2 separate regions of the Mus musculus genome follow, and region 1 is linked to region 2. The links are chromatin loops, found by intact Hi-C in ENCODE. Cell type or tissue: left cerebral cortex. All regions are shown on one strand. Links, peaks and the distances in the headings refer to the core of each region. The heading gives the core; the rest is flanking DNA. Region 1 holds the start of Kif16b (kinesin family member 16B). Region 2 has its middle 65 kb from the start of Kif16bos.

The links. A loop is a pair of places that touch in the nucleus more often than their neighbours do. Peaks named below come from ENCODE experiments on the same cell type or tissue, not always from the same donor. Only the 100,000 strongest peaks of a DNase experiment are listed, where the experiment ranks them.
Region 1: a loop joins it to region 2, with 2.1 times the contacts of the local background. A loop is called at or near these places in 2 of 42 quality-filtered maps.

The regions. Positions count from the first base shown.
Region 1 is chr2:142,899,838-142,902,651 of GRCm38, forward strand. Kif16b (kinesin family member 16B) reads right to left here and starts at 1,627. Exons shown (of 26, transcript NM_001081133.2): 1 at 1,488-1,627. The coding sequence starts at 1,534. In left cerebral cortex, for the core only: no CTCF peak of the experiment used is centred there; DNase peaks (open chromatin) are centred at 1,311 and 1,751; H3K4me3 peaks cover 1,614 bases; H3K27ac peaks cover 925 bases.
Region 2 is chr2:142,966,127-142,968,940 of GRCm38, forward strand. No RefSeq gene overlaps it. Among named protein-coding and RNA genes, the nearest start is that of Kif16bos, 65 kb to the left of the region's middle. In left cerebral cortex, for the core only: a CTCF peak has its summit at 1,343 (motif pointing left); a DNase peak (open chromatin) is centred at 1,325.

The DNA of each region.
Region 1 (2,814 bases), core at 92-2,591, 66 kb before region 2:
CGTCTCGAAAAAAAACAAACAAACAAACAAACAAACAAACAAACAAAAAAAACTCTTGCCGGGCAGTGGTGGCGCATGCCTTTAATCCCAGCACTAGGGAAGCAGAGGCAGGCAGATTTCTGAGTTTGAGGCCAGCCTGGTCTACAGAGTGAGTTTCAGGACAGCCAGGGCTACACAGAGAAACCTTGTCTCAAAAAACCAAAAACAAATAAATAAGCAAATAAATAAAACCAAACAAACAAACAAAACCTTTTATAATATAAATGCTTAAAAATAGAAACAAAACATTTAAAAGACTCCAGGGGTCTATTTATCTTGTATTGATTGGGTATGTGAAGAAACAAATATTCTCCTGAGACTCACACACACACACACACACACACACACACACTCACTCACTCACACACACAAGTCAAACTCCCTAAAAAGTTTTAGAGGTAATTTGAAAATCACACACAAAATGCACTGACTTTCAAAAGCACTGGTATTTATGGATCTACAGCATGATAATGGTTCTTCTACTTGAAGATAAAAAAAAAAAAAAAAAAATAGACTCAGGAGAGTCCAGTAAAATCTGCTGCCCTAACTGGCTGTCAGAACCAACAAACACTGACCTCCTGAAGTAGACAGCATGACTAAGGGAGAACAGCCATATGGCAAGTCAAATGTCCAAGAACTGAAACAGCAATAAACACGAACTGCTTTGTGTGCCCTACGCCCGTCAACTTGGAGGGCATTCACTTATATGCACGTCATTCTCTGGTTAAGCCCATTTAACCTTCTCAAAAGTTAACTTTCTCAAAGCTTCTTTCTGAACTGATGAGGAAGTCGCTGAAAATGGTTTTCAGTCAATGAGGAGAGGAGAGTCACGATGCAAGGCACTACTTTGTAGGAAAAATATAAGAGGTTACACACTAAGTGTGTTCTCACTTTGTGCCCCCTTAACTTGAGTCAAACACGTGCACGTACGTAACTCTCCTTTCGAGGAGTCAAAACTTTGTTGAAGTTTCCTCATCCCCCATGTAAACCTTAACTTATGAACTGCTAACTTTCTGTTTAGACGATGGGTTCACGTTCAAGGACCTGAAAATTCTCTCCAGATTAGAAGGTAACATGATTAACAGAGACTTTGGAGTTGGCACAAGTGAGCGTGTGTCTGACAGCTCGGGGAACCCCTCACACTTCCATGATCGCCCCCAAGTATTTCACTTCACCAACGTGGTTCCTTGGTGTTTTTTTTTTAAAGGGCGAGCAAGAGAGCCTCACGTTCTGGGATGGGGACTGTACATGGAAATCTCCCCGGCCTCGCGGACACTTCCCCTCAGAGTCCCCTTCAACGCGGGAGAGCTTTGCCCTTCAGGACCGCCAAGGCCACTGGCACGGCCAGGTGGGTCAGGGGTTTGTCCCTTTCAATCCAGACCGGCCTCTGAGCGGGGCTGCCCGGGGTTGGGGTGTGGCGAGGGTGGGGGGCGGGAGGCCCCACTCACCTGCGATTCATGGGCCGGACTCTCACGGCCACCTTGACCGATGCCATAGCTCATCCCGGCCCGGCCCGCGGGGGCTTCCAACAGGCCTGCGCCCCGCGGCCGCCGGCCACTCCAGCGACTGTGCCCGTGCCCGCGCCCCCGCCCACTTCCCTCTCACCCGCCCCTCGGCTAGGGCCGACCTGGAGTTGCTAGGCGGCCACACCTGCCAGGCCACTGAGCATGCCCAGAGCGGCTCCGGCCCGCGTGATCCACGCACCGGGGTTTGGCAGCTGCCTACGGCGCGAAGGGGCGGGGCCCGGAAGTCTGGGCCCCGCCTCTTCGGTGGCCACGCCCCAGCGCAGCCCCACCTCGAAGTCAATGGCAACCGGCTGTGCTGTCTCTAACTCGGAAAGTCAAACCCAGTCAGGCCCAGGACGATCACTGCATTTAGAGCATTCTCAAGGAAACCGAGGAATGGACTACCGAAAACGAGCATTGCAACCAATAACATGGTCCTGACTTTATACGGCCCGTGCTCGTCAACTCATCTGTCTTGTTGAGAAGCGAAAGGTCGTGGAGAACTCTGAGGGACTGCTCTGTTTCTTCAAAGAGTTCTAAGCATGTGTTCTGAACCACAAAATTTAGGGTACCAAGAAAACAAAGGATCGAGGATTTTTTTAGGCAGATAGAAATGTCGTTATATTGGTTGGAATCATATCTAAAGGGAGTTTTTGCATTTTGGGGACAGTTTAGCAATTTAACTTTAGTCATTGGATCAAAAGTGAGGACACCCGCTTTCTTCTTTCTTTCTTTCTTTCTTCTTCTTCTTCTTCTTCTTCTTCTTCTTCTTCTTCTTCTTCTTCTTCTTCTTCTTCTTCTTCTTCTTCTTCTTCTTCTTCTCCTTCTCCTCCTCCTCCTCCTCCTCCTCCTCCTCCTCCTCCTCCTCCTCCTCCTCCTCCTTCTCCTCCTTCTCCTCCTTCTCCTTCTCCTTCTTCTTCTTATTCTTCCCTTTTTTTTTATGAGCTAAAGCCCCTGGCATCAGTGATTTCTTACCGGGCTATCTCCCTGTAAATTCATTCAGTTAACCCTATGCCTTCACCTGTAAGTCACCTGCTGGACACAAAAACTCCAGTATCAACTATCTTCCTCCTGCCCCAGTCAGGGTCGCTCAAAACTTACAGACCAGCCTTCCTCCTGGACCCTGATCTCCTGCCTTTGCACTTGCTGATGGAGTATAAAGCAAGCCTACTGACTTGCTCCTCCTCACCCTCGAGGTCTCTAACGACCACAATGGAACATTCTGTCCTCAAGACCAGCATATCCCCGCTATTATTTCACTCCCGGGCAG
Region 2 (2,814 bases), core at 250-2,749:
TTTCCTAAAGGTGGCTGGAGCTACAGATTTGGAGGACAGACTGGAAACTGTTGTCAGTCAGTTCGCTTTAGGAGTCTGACTTACTGTTTATGCTGACTCAAAACTTTTGATCTGCATACCAGAAAGTTCACTCCTCTGTGCATGGTTCTATGCGTTTAGATGAGCATAGCTATGTGACCTTTACCATCAAGATTTAGAATACTGTCATTGTCCCGCCCAAACTCCATAATGCCACTCAAGTCATTTTTCTTCCTTCCCTACATTGTGATGACCCTTTATCATTCTCTATTCTTATAATTAGCACTTCGAATCTTCCATCTTTTTTCTTTAGCATCCTTTGGGTGAGAATACTTTCATTTTCCATTCTTAATCAACATTCCATTGCATGCAGAGTAGCTTTTCTATTCACCAAATGGGAGACTTCTGAGTTGCTTATTTTAGGCACCTATGAACTAAGTAGGTATAAACATTCATGTAATGTTCAATATGTGGCAATACGTTTTTGTTTTTCTTAGATAATTGCCTAGAAGTGGGAAGTCTGTACCAGGTTGTAACTATGTATTTAACTTTATAATAAATGGTAAAGCTGTTCCAAAGGGCTGAATCTTTGTGCATTCTTTCCTGTGGTGTGTGATAATTTCAGTCGCTCCTCATCCATCTCTGCATTTGGCATCATTAGTTTCTTTATGCAGTCATGACAAAAGGCATTTAGTGATTTGGTACCTCTTGGTGATCATGGGCTTTAGTATATCTGTAAAGTAAACGTGCCTATGAGCTATCCACATTGAAAAGATTGCTGTGCAAATTCAATGAATTAATATATGTCAAGGACCTATGTGTTTGTTATCATCGCTACTATCTTTCTGAAGCCTGTCACCCTTCTGAGCTACTTGATGCTCACATTTTCTGGGAAACAAAGCTGAGAGGTCAGCCCATATACTCCAGGCTGAAAACCTTGAAACCTATTTTACATCTTCAGTCTCCTCAAATCATTGCACCGCAGTTATTTTTAGAAGCTATTCCATATATAATGCAATGCCCGTTCTGACTGTGCCAAAGTTCAATTTTAAAGACAGCATTTGAACTTCCGTGATTAAAGGAAGTTTTGAATTGTTATTGGATAGAGTCTCGTCTCCATCAGACAATATGCTTTTAATAGGAACACAGCTTGTGATTTATGCTATCTGGCTTTGATCTGCAGTGAAAGCTGCATTGTCAACATTAAGATGAAATTACCCTGCAATCACAAACATACAGCTCAAACTCAGCAGCACAAAAATACTTCATTTATCCTGCGCTGTGCATCTCAAGCACAAACATACACCCCCCGCGCCCTCTAGTGGCACATTTCAAAAGCTGCCTCAAGTATCACTTGAGGCCCAATTGCTACAGAAATCCAGGGAAACAAATAGCTTACACAGGAGTTGGGAGAGACATAATACTTGCTTACTATTGATTGAACAAAAAAGAGTTTGCATTTTGTTTATATAAAGTGATACTTCTGCCAAAGTATCAGTATCAGGAACATAGCCGTAGAACTTCTGTGAATTACCCTTTTTTGGCACTTTATTATTTATCAAAACAAAACAAAACAAAACAAAACAAAACAAAAAACAAACAAAAGTCTATAAGCCCTGGCAGTGATGGGTTTTGATTCAAGATGGCCTCTTGGAAGCATGAATTTCCTCTCCTCTCCTCTCCTCTCCTCTCCTCTCCTCTCCTCTCCTCTCCTCTCCTCTCCTCTCCTCTCCTCTCCTCTTCTCTCTTGCTCTTTAAGTGTTTGGAAGTTGTGGGAATGGCACTAACTGCATGCAGCAGGCGAAGAGTCCCCCTGAACTCTATCTGCCTGGCTCCTCATAGAGTGATCTCACTTGAATAGAGAGTCTTTACAGCTGAAATTGTTGAGGCCATGCTGGATGAGGTGAGCCATTGGTCCCATAGTGAGTGATGCCATTATAGATGAGTCCTGGACACAGGAGCAGAAGGTAGGGAAGCAGTCAGTGACTGACAACAGAGGCAGACCGGGGTGACACCTTTACAAAGGGCTGCTGTGCAGTATCTTCCCCTGGAGAGGTGTCTGGAATATGCACTCGCTCTCCAGAATAAACAAGCTCAGATAATGCCTTTATGTTTAGACTTCTGGCTTCTTGAACTGTGAAAGAAATGACTTTTGCTGTTTTGAACTTTAACTTTGTGAGTCATTTGTTCCAGTAACCTAGGAGTGAGCATACTCACTCCAATGCATAAGAACAATGGCTGTTCATGATTACAATTCTTTTGTTTAAGTTTATCCATAGTCCCCACAACAGCACTGAGATAGTTACTATTATCATATCCATTTTACAGGTAAGCAAAGCTGTTCCAGGAAAATTAAGTCACCCACTTAAAGGAGTGATTGGTACTTGTTTCTTAGATGTGCTTGTCATGCATGTATTCTAAGGTACCATCTATCTTAGTTTGGGTTTTATTGCTATGAGGAGACACCATGACCACGGCAACTCTTAGAAATAAAAATATTTAATTGGGGCTGGCTTACAATTTCAGAGGTTAATCCATTATCATCATGGTAGGAAGCATGGTAGCATCCATATAGCTATGGTGTTGGAGAAAGAGCTAAGAGTTCTACATCTTGATACAGCAGAAGGAACTGTGTGCCACACTGGGCATGATTTGAGCACAGAAGACCCACACTTCAATGACATACTTACTCCAGCAAGACCACACCTACTCCAACAAGGCCACATTTCCTAATAGTGCTACTCCCTATGAGCCAAGAACTCAAACACATGGGTCTATGAGGGCCATACCATATCA